2 separate regions of the Homo sapiens genome follow, and region 1 is linked to region 2. A link is an interaction called in ENCODE POLR2A ChIA-PET data of the cell type or tissue named here. Cell type or tissue: HepG2. All regions are shown on one strand. Each heading gives the region's core, and the rest is flanking DNA. Links, peaks and the distances in the headings are about the cores only.

What was found. Peaks named below come from ENCODE experiments on the same cell type or tissue, not always from the same donor. Only the 100,000 strongest peaks of a DNase experiment are listed, where the experiment ranks them.
Region 1: POLR2A ChIA-PET joins it to region 2 with 8 read pairs; 1 of 35 experiments calls an interaction of 5 or more read pairs at or near these places.

Annotation. Positions count from the first base shown.
Region 1 is chr16:58,453,949-58,459,302 of GRCh38, reverse strand. The region is part of intron 2 of LINC02137 (long intergenic non-protein coding RNA 2137); the gene reads right to left. Among named protein-coding and RNA genes, the nearest start is that of LINC02137, 35 kb to the right of the region's middle. In HepG2, for the core only: no CTCF peak of the experiment used is centred there; a DNase peak (open chromatin) is centred at 2,872.
Region 2 is chr16:57,429,420-57,434,798 of GRCh38, reverse strand. CIAPIN1 (cytokine induced apoptosis inhibitor 1) reads left to right here. Exons shown (of 9, transcript NM_020313.4): 5 at 587-755; 6 at 2,239-2,312; 7 at 3,533-3,648; 8 at 4,460-4,541. Among named protein-coding and RNA genes, the nearest start is that of CIAPIN1, 15 kb to the left of the region's middle. In HepG2, for the core only: no CTCF peak of the experiment used is centred there; a DNase peak (open chromatin) is centred at 2,076.

The sequences.
Region 1 (5,354 bases), core at 355-5,354, 1.0 Mb before region 2:
TGGTGTTGTGGGGTTCAATGGAGAACAGAGCTGATCAGGACATTGACCTTGACTTTAAGGTTCATGCACTGATGGAAACCAGCTCAGAGTCCCATAATCTCAGTACCAGGCCGACTCTACTAAGATGAGTAATTGATGTTACCATAGAGTGCAGTGGAGGCCTAGGGGACTCAGCAAGGGCTTCCTGGAGGAAGAGGCATCTGAGCCCCCAAGAGGTGGAAGATCAGCAGATGGAGATGGGAGGCGGACGAAAGGGAGAGAACATCCATCCATCCATCCATCCATCCTACACTGGATCAGCCAGGCCCTGTGCTGAGCTCAGGGAGGCACAGAGCTAAGCACATTGCAGCCCTGCCCCTCAATGGGAGCTCCTGAATTGAGGTGGAGAGGCCTGGGTATGCATGAGTAGATGGTGAGGAAGCTGGAACGAGGAAGCGGGTGGGGAAGAGTTCCCGGCCTCAGCCTGGCTCTGGAATTTCACCAGTTACCAGATTATCTGCTCCCTGCTCCTGGGCCACCGTGGACGACTCACTGGTTTTATTGCAATCCCCTTTCTCCCATGATATGTAAGGGCCCTTTGCCCTGCAGGGCCAGCCCCTTGCTATCCTGGTAACTCTGGACACCCCACTGTCTCCTCGGTTCCTGAGGACAGTAGAGCCCCCTCCAGTGCCATTTGCAAATGTCCCTCCACTTCCCCTGGAAACTTTAGCAGGCTCATGGAAACCCAGTTGGTGCTGAGTCAAGGCAAGAGGTGGAACTGATAATATTGTTTACAAATTATAATAGTTATGTATATTCAATGCATAAACCTTATGCAGGGGGAAAATAAAAATCACTAATAATTCCACTGCCTAACAATAGGCAGTGTTAACATTTTGGGGGTATGATCTTCAATGCTTTATATATATACATACGCACATACACACACACACACACACACACCACACATATACACACACACACACAAACACACACATATATACAGTGGCCCTCTGTGTCCATGGGTTCCACATCCATGGATTCAACCAACCACAAATCAAAAATATTAAAAAATAAAATAATGTAACTATAAAGTAATGCAAATAAAAAACAATACAGCATAACAACTATTTACACAGCATTTACATTGTATTAGTTTTTTTGTTTTTTTTTTTTTTTAGATGGAGTTTTTCTCTTGTTGCCCAGGATGGAGTGCAATGGCACGATCTTGGTTCACTACAACCTCCACCTCATTTCAAAGCCTGAGGTTTTGTTTTGATCTTGTATTATGGTGTGTGTGTGTTTTTATTGTTTGTTTGTCTGTTTGTTTTTGAGATGGAGTCTCCCTCTGTCACCCACGCTGGAGTGCAGCAGCCTGATTCTGGCTCACTACAACCTCCGCCTCCCAGGTTCAAGTGATTCTCCTGCCTCAGCCTCCGGAGTAGCCAGGACTACAGATGTGCACCACCACATCCAGCTAATTTTTGTATTTTTAGTAGATACAAGGTTTCACCATGTTGGCCAGGCGGTCATGAACTCCTGACCTCAAGCAGTCCACCCACCTCGGCCTCCCAAAGTGCTGGGATTACAGGCGTGAGCCACCGTGCCCAGCCTGATCTTTGTTATGGTTATGTAAGATGTTATCATTGGGGGAAATTGAATGAAGGCTACACTGGACCTCTCTGTACTAATTTTTTTGCAACTTCCTGTACATCTACAATCATTTCAAAATAAAACAACAACAACCAAAAAAAATTGAGGCAGGCCGGGGATGAACTATTTGACCTCAGTTTCAGAAGCTTCTGTTTTAAACTCTACACTTTGTCACGTGGACCAGAGCTAAGGTTTCCTTGTCTCAGTTTCCCTTGAAAGGTGGGACTTGGTCTAGGGAAAAGCACCCCTCATGGAGAGTGGCGGGTGACCATCCAGGCTCTCCTCCATCATAGTGCTCCTGCAGCCCAAATGTGTGCTTGAGGGGCTGACCTACCCTGCTCTCTGCAGGAGGGGAGAACCCGAAGGGGAAAAAGGGGAGGCACGGTTTCCCTTGTGGGCTCCAGGGAGTTTCTAGGACAGGTAGGAATCTGGCCGAAAGCAGACGAAAAGATGAGACTTGCTCTTTGGAGCTGGGCAAAGCCTTCTCTTTCCTTAGGAAAACCCGTATGTCCAGAGAAACATCTCTCCTGAAGAGCTGGAGAGGGGCCCCCTTTTGGCAGGCTCATCCTTCTTGGGTTGTCATTGGCCCAGCCTCATCTTGGGCCTGAGCTAAAGCCACCCACAGAGCTGGGCATGGGCCACTCCCCAGACCTGGGGCAGACTCAGCTCTATGGCTCACCACCCAGGGGCACTCTCCGTTCTCAGGGGCTGCAGCTTCCCCAGTGTCCTGAGCACCATGACAACAGGGTTGGGTTGAATCAGGTTTCAATCAAGTTTCCAAATAACAGAAACTGGGGAGCCAACTTAGAATGCTGGCTTGAGAGTCCCCAGGATCACCCTCAGGCTTCATGATTTGCTAGGACTCACAGAACTCAGAAAAGCCATTGTACTCGTATTTATCACTTATTGTGGTGTAAGGATACAGATCAAAATCAGTAAAAAGAAAAGGTACAAAAACAAAGTCGCGGGGATATCAGGTGCATGCTTACAGGTGTCCCTTCCTAGTGGATTCACCTGGGAACACACTAATTCTTCCAGCAACAATGTATGATGACTTATGCAAGGTGTTACCAACCAGGGAAGCTCACCCAAGCCTTAGCATCCAGGGTTTTTATTGAGGTCAGTCATGTAAGTATGCATCACCCATGTGACCAACCTTAGCCACCAGTCTCCAGGCCCCCAGAGATCAAACGGACACAGTGGTGTCAGACAAATAAAAACAGGCATTCATCACAAGTTACATTGTTAGCATAAACTCTGGTCAAACTGATACAGTGTGCCAGGAGGCCCCAGACGTACAAAAACATTGTTATCAAACAGGATGCTACAAGGGCTGAGGTTATCTCCCAGAAGGAGTCAAGGGCCAGCCCCTTCTTTGGAATGTGCAGGGTTTGAGCAATACCAGCCTGCTGAGCTAACTCTTTACTGTTCAGATGCCAATCATTTATTTTACCTAATACACGCAGAAATCATCTGTTATCACCATGATTTCATAAAAGAAAGATTTAATGCCAAGAAGGTAGTTTGGACATTATGACAGTGTGGGTGGAGGTCTGTGCTCTCCAAGAGAAAACAGTTGGCTTGATGTCGCTGACTATGAAAATGAAGGGACCAGAAGCCACAAGTGTACACCATGAACCCAACATGGGCTTTTTTTCTTGTTTGTCTGCACAGCTTTGTCTCCAGTCAAGGAAGGGATGACCTGAGAGGCTCAGCCTTCCCTCTGCTCCTGTGCTGGTTCTGAGTCAGATGTCCCTACTCTTGGGCAGGACCAGGCCCTGCTGAGGATGGGAGGGCACGGTATGGAACCCTCCTCCCTTAAGCATCTAAGCCTGTTTGTCCTTTCTTTTCTTGGAACTCATTACTATTACAACTTATTCTGGCAAAGAAGGGAGTCTGTTCTTTTTTAGCAAGTGCTGTGGCCTCTGCCCTGCCCCTTGCCCCAGGCTCTGGTCCCTACTAGGCTGACTCTATGACCCTAGGATAGAACAGCTATTCTTTTTTTTTTTTTTTTTTTCTTTTTGAGACAGGGTCTCATTCCATTGCTCAGGCTGGAGTGCAGTGGTGTGATCATAGCTCACGGTAGCCTCAACCACCTAGGCTCAATCGATCTTCCCACCTCAGCCTCTTGAGTTGCTGGGACTACAGGTGCATGTCGCCACACCTGGCTAGTTCTTGTATTTTTTGTGGAGATAGGGTTTCCCCATGTTGCTCAGGCTGGTCTCAAACTCTTGGACTCAAGCAATTCTCGTATCTCAGCCTCCCAAAGTACTGGGATTACAGGCATGAGCCTCTGCGCCTGGCCAGAACAGCTATTCTTCTAAAGTCTCAACTCACCCCGCTTTCCTCACCATATATCCTCCATGCATAGAGCTGAGCATTAAAGACCTGGGCTGCTGGCCTGTGCAGGCTTCATGGCTTGGAGACAGACAGCCCTGGGTTCCACCATCCACTACCTGGGTGACCTGGAGCAAGTAACCTAACCTTGCAGATCTCTTTGTTTCTCAAGTGGGTCTAATGATAAAGCTTTGAGGAATTAGTGAGTGGGTAACAGCCCAGGGCCTGGTGCCGTTTGAATCCATTGATTAGTAGCTGTGAGGACGATGAATCACGTAGTTTCAGGTGCAAAGCGTGGGGGCAAAGAGAATCCTTGTGATGAGTGCAGTAGGTGCTGTGACACATCCAGCTGCCTTGGAACTGGGTGCTGAGAAGTCAGGGGGGTCCTGGGGCTTCAAGACTTCTGGGGAGGGAGCACAACTCATGCACATGACGAGAAGAGAGCTGGTGGGGCTTTGGGGTTGTGAGGACTGAGGGGCTTGTTCACCGTGGGGTCTTTGCATGTGCATTCTCTCTGTCTGGAGACCTCTTCCTTCCATTTTCTACACCTCCCATTTATCTCTGGAGTGTCCATTTAGACCTCAACTAACCCCTTCATTCCCTGACTCGCCTCCTCTGGGCCCCCTTTGAGCCCCCTGCTTTGTTGTAATAATAATCTGCCATTTATTGTGCCAGGGATAATGCAGAGGGCATTACCTACATATGTTATCTCCTTTGACTCACTCAATATTTAGAGAGCTAGCTGTAGCTTTATTTTTCTGATTTTACAGATGAAGAAACAGATACACAGAAGTGAAGCTGGTGGCTCAACAACCCTCCCTCACTCCATACAGTGGTTGTCTGTGTGCAATTTCATCTGTGCCCTGAACGATGAGCTTCCTGAGGGCAAGGAAGCTTGATCACTGTTTAGCCCCAGATACTTAGTAGATGGGAGCCCTCCACCAGTCCTTGCTGAATGAATGAATGAATGAATGAATGAATGAGTAGATGAATGTTTGTAAAGTGGCAATGCAAGCTGGGAATACCATGGACCACGGACAACAAACAAATATTAGTACCTGTGGTGGGCAGAATAACCCCCCCCCCCCCCAAATCCTAATCCCTGGAACCTCTGAATATGTTATGTTACTTGGCAGAGGGAAAGGAAGGTTGCAGATGGAATGAAAGTTGCTAATCAGCTGACTTTAAAATAGGGACATGATCCTGGATTATCTAGGTGGGTCCAAGGTAATCACGGGGGTCATCAAAAGTGGAAGAGGGAGGCAGGAGGGAACCAAAGAAATGGCAGTGTGAGAAGGATGTGGCTTGACAGTGTTGCTGGATTTGAAGATAGAGAAAGGGCCACAAAGCCAAGGAAAGCATGCAGCCTCTAGAAGCTGGAAAAG
Region 2 (5,379 bases), core at 139-5,138:
TCCCACCCTTAGATATCATAGACACTTACCTACTTCAGTGTATTTCCCTTCATTCATATTAATGATGTAATAGTATTCCATACAATAGATGGACTGTGATTTATGTAACCAGTCTATAATTATTGGACATAGAGGTGGCACCCTGACCCTTTTTTTCTACCTTTACTCTCTGCTACTTTATCCCAAGGAACATAGAAAGGATTTTCCTCCCCCTTTTTCTTTTGGGATATAAATTTCTGCTGTCTTCATTGTGGGCATTCTTTCCTGTTACACAGTAGGACCACATCTGGTTCATTTTCATAATTGTATTACATCCCAAATAACTAGTATATGCCTCATCCCTAATGTTTTTTAAGTACTTTTACATTTTCCAAGGGGTAGGCTCCAAGTAAACATGCAGACAAAGGTTATACTCTAGGGTTCTGATCAGTGAGAAACTGAATGTGAGGCATAAAGTGTTATCTGTTACCATCCACTGTTACATCCTTAATGCACAGAAATGAGTCTTTGACTCCTGTGTAGGTAGACATAGTAAACCATTTTACAGAGGAGGGTGAACTAATCCTTTTGATGTCTTGAATTCTAGCTGCAGCGGGAGCCCCTAACCCCTGAGGAAGTACAGTCTGTTCGAGAACACCTTGGTCATGAAAGTGACAACCTGCTGTTTGTTCAGATCACAGGCAAAAAACCAAACTTTGAAGTGGGTTCTTCTAGGCAGCTTAAGCTTTCCATCACCAAGAAGTCTTCTCCTTCAGGTAAGGCTGGCCTAGGGACATTCTTCTGTTTGAATGGGCTTAGAGGGACATGTTAGAAATTGAGCCAGCAATAAATGAGATGGTGATATTTTTAGAGGATTAGTCCTTTGATTTCTGCCATTTCCACAAAGAAGAATACTTAATGTACTATTATCATGGGCATATTAGGATCCAAAACTGAAATAATACATAGGTATTATCTAGTTCAGCTCCTTCTTCTGCACCAGAAGATACCGAGGCCTCCTAATTTTACAGGACTGAGTCACACAGTTTAATTAATGAGGTCCTTCCAGGTCCCAGAATTAACGTTTCTCCTCAGAAGACCTCACAGTGTAGTGGTAATGGTGTATGAGAGTGCCCTGTTCCTGTTCTCATGTGCTTTTTTCCCCATGCCAGGAAAATCAGCTGTTCTTACTTTGAGGATGCTAAGACACTTATAAAACTATATTTCTTCTGACTAGAAAATTGTGTACAAGCACACGCGTGCACGCACGCGCACGCACACACACACACACACACAGCTCCATCCTCATCCTTCCTATCCCTATTTTTAAATGCCTGAATTGACCCAGCTGTGAGGTATGCAGACATTAACAGATATTTACTGGTACATTCCCACTTGTACGGTTTTGACTGTCTAACCTAAATCTTCAAGAAATCCTTTGGAATCTAACCTTTCGATTCATGGTTCCAGAATGGGTAGGAATAGCTTAGAACAGTTGGCCTTGTGGAAGGTATGAGCATCCAGCTGTGACAATGATCACTAGAGGGTACTCTTACCCCAAGGGCCTGCGAGGATTTGCCCACACTGCATCCGAGCCTCAGCTCTCTGCCTCTTCCTTGCATTCTCCTGACTAGACAGAGAACCAGGAAGTGTGAGGTTTGTCTGCCACTGATGGTGTTACCTTGCCACCAGCAGCTCTAGAGCCTATTTTCTTGTATGTAGCAGGTTTACATGAGGCTAAAGCTCTGCTATTTTTGAAGGTTTTGACACATTTCTCATTTAATCCTCAAAACACCTGCAGTAACATAGGAAGTACAATTTAACTTCATGTTATAGAATGGAAACTAAGGTATCGAGGAGGAAGCAATATGGAATGGAGGTTAAAAGCATCAGACAGGCTTTGCAGCCTGTGGAACCAGCCTAAGTGTCTAAACCTGTTTCCTCAGCGGTAAAAGTAGGATGACAGATAGTTACCTCATAAGGTTGTCAGCAGAATTAAGTTAGATAATGTATATAAGTGCTTAATATGGTGCCTGGTGCAAAGCAAGAGCTTAGCAAATGGTGACTTCTGTAACTATCAGCAAGTGGTTGGCCCAAGGTCAGACCTCTCAGAGGGGTAGAGCTGGACTGTGAACCCACATCTTCTGCCTCCCAGGCCAGTGTGTTCTCTTCTACACAGCAGGAAGCATTTATGTATGTTTGTAATTAATAGTTTCTGACTGTGTTTATGGAGTTTTTTCTTTTATTGCTTGGACTCAGTGAAACCTGCTGTGGACCCTGCTGCTGCCAAGCTGTGGACCCTCTCAGCCAACGATATGGAGGACGACAGCATGGTGAGCTGGCAGCATTGTCACTTGATTGCTTTCTTTCAGGCCCCAGTTTGGGTGTGAACAGCTATAGTGACCTTTCTGGACTTGTAGGTGTGAACGTATTTAAAGCCCAGATTTGTGACTATGCCTGTCACATCTTTGATTTAGAAGGAAACTCCATGTTGGTGGCTTTTTTTTTGGAGACAGTCTCGCTCTCTTGCCCAAGCTGGAGTGCAATGGCACAATCTCGGCTTACTGCAATCTCTGCTCCCGGGTTCAAGCGATTCTCATGTTTCAGCCTCCCAAGTAGCTATGATTACAGGCATGTGCCACCACACCTGGCCAATTTTTGCGTTTTTAGCAGAGACGGGGTTTCACCATGTTGGCCAGACTGGTCGCAAAACTCCTGACCTCAAGTGATCTGCCCGCCTCGGCCTCCCAAAGTGCTGGGATTACAGGTGTGAGCCACTGCGCTTGGCCATGTTGGTGGCATTTTAAATTTTTTAGCATCTCTTTTTCCCCACATAATTTCTTGTTCTCACTTCATACGATATGTTGAAAACTCTTGTGGGCATGTGTAAACCTGAAAAGATTTTGTCAGCTTAAATAGTTTTATTGGCACCTTTGGGCAAGTTGCTGACTGTTCCATGCTTTAAAAAGCACTATTTTCTATCTTTGGCCATGTCTGTAATAAAGTTCTTCATTTCTACACCTCTACTATTGAAGTTAGAGTAGTGAGCAAAATAAGTGAGGTTCATGCTCTCATAGGGTTTACAGACTAAGTGTCTACACATTTACAAAGAATTACATAAAGGTATATATAATTATTTGATTTTTATCTGGGATTATGTAAAAGATATTTTATTCCCTTTTTCACGTGACTCTTCATAAACACTTCTCTCTTTCTCTGTTCTGCCTGTTCCCTCCCTTCTCCCCACTCCTGCCCCCAACCCCCAACATGTGTATATTCTCTACACATTGCTGGCCAGTCATACAGCTTTTTCTCATGTAAATTTGTTTCTAATTCCTTTGCATCCTAGTGCATCTTCTGTGGATGTAGTTTAACTCACCGTTGGCCTCTTGAGCATGTGGTCAGGTTGAACATGATGATCAACCAAAAGGAGGACAGGGTGGACACCTTCTTTACCCTGGACTCCAAGTTTCCTCTCGAAGCCTGCAGTCACTTTAGCTTTTCATTAGCAGAGACCACGACTGTATCACTCATTGCTTTGAACACTCTCCAGGATCTCATTGACTCAGATGAGCTGCTGGATCCAGAAGATTTGAAGAAGCCAGATCCAGCTTCCCTGCGGGCTGCTTCTTGTGGGGAAGGGAAAAAGAGGAAGGCCTGTAAGAACTGGTGAGTGCTGGGGTGACTGGAGCCTGCCATGCTGCCTCCAGTGGCTTCATGCTGAAGACATCGCGGTGCTGTACTATTTTTAGAACATACATTTTCCAGGCTGGGCAACACAGGGAGACCATCTCTGCAAATAATTAAAAAAAAAAAAAAATTAGCCAGGCATGGTGGTATGTACCTGTGGTCCCAGCTACTTGGGAGGCAAAGGCAGGAGGATCACTTGAGCCTGGGAGGTCGAGGCTGCAGTGAGCCGTAATTGTGCCATGTATCTAATTTCACTCTCCCTCAAAACCCTACCAGTAAGCCACTATTGTGCCACTGCACTCCAGCATGGGCATCAGAGCGAGACCTTGGTGTCTTCACATTTGTTTTTATAAATGGATGGGAAGGATTGTAGAAAGTTAATCAGTGATGTTCATCATCAGCGTTAATCATCAGTGTTTTTTAAATGTAAAAGCTGCCAGCATTTACAAATCAGGAAATTTCAAGTGAAAACACAGATTTTTTTCCCTTCTGTTCTTGAATTTGGAAAATATGGCAATCTGGGTCCACTTTCCCCAGCATGATAACCAGCTGAAGCTTGAGTAGTGGCTGCCCTCTGTAGACAGAGCACACACGGTACTTCCCTCATCCTCCTCCCACTTCTGTCTCCCTCAGCAGCCTCTCATATTGCTGCTGTCTGCCTGGCCTATAGGCTTCTGAGTTATGACACTGGTGTGAAGAGAAAAGGCTTAAAGCACATTTTGGCACTGTTAGGATTTGGGATTTCTGGGTGGTGACAATTCTCGTTCATTAGTTACTGATTTTCCCGCAGCACCTGTGGCCTTGCCGAAGAACTGGAAAAAGAGAAGTCAAGGGAACAGATGAGCTCCCAACCCAAGTCAGCTTGTGGAAACGTAAATATCAGGATCATTCCTCAGCATTCACAAACCCCCAGGGGGATTAGACCTTCTTCTAAACTAAACACAGACAAGCTCCACCTCAAATATTTTAGTAACAGACGAATGCGTGAGCACACGAACGTAGGTAGTAATGGGGAGAGAGGCTGTCTCCTGAGAGTGAGAGTGGGTTAGCGTGCTTGTGCTGGTCAGGGAGGGTCTTGTTGCTTTTTATTTTTGGCCCATTTCTTTGTACTTCAGAGTGGGACCTGATGGTTAGACAGTTAGCTAAAGTTGGTTGTGTTTTGAACTGCATAGAATATAGAACTATGGCCGGGCGCAGTGGCTCACGTGTGTAATTCCAGCTATGCCAGAGGCTGAGGCGGGAGAATCACTTGAACCTGGGAGGTGGAGTGAGCTGAGATCGCACCACTGCACTCCAGCCTGGGTGACAGAGGGAGACTCCATCTCAAAAAAAAAAAAAGGCCGGGTGCGGTGGCTCACGCCTGTAATCCCAGCACTTTGGGAGGCCAAGGAGGGCGGATCACGAGGTCAGGAGATCGAGACCATCCTGGCTAACATGGTGAAACCCCGTCTCTACTAAAAATACAAAAAAATTTGCCGGGCATGGTAGCGGGCGCCTGTAGTCCCAGCTACTTGGGAGGCTGAGGCAGGAGAATGGCGGGAACCCAGGAGGCGAAGCTTGCAGTGAGCTGAGATCGCGCCACTGCACTCCAGCCTGGGTGACAGAGGGAGACTCCATCTCAAAAACAAAAAAAAAAGAACTATGGCCTCCTAGGGAACTTTTCATGACTATAGTTTTTCACGAAACCAGAAATCTTGAAAACTCTTAGTA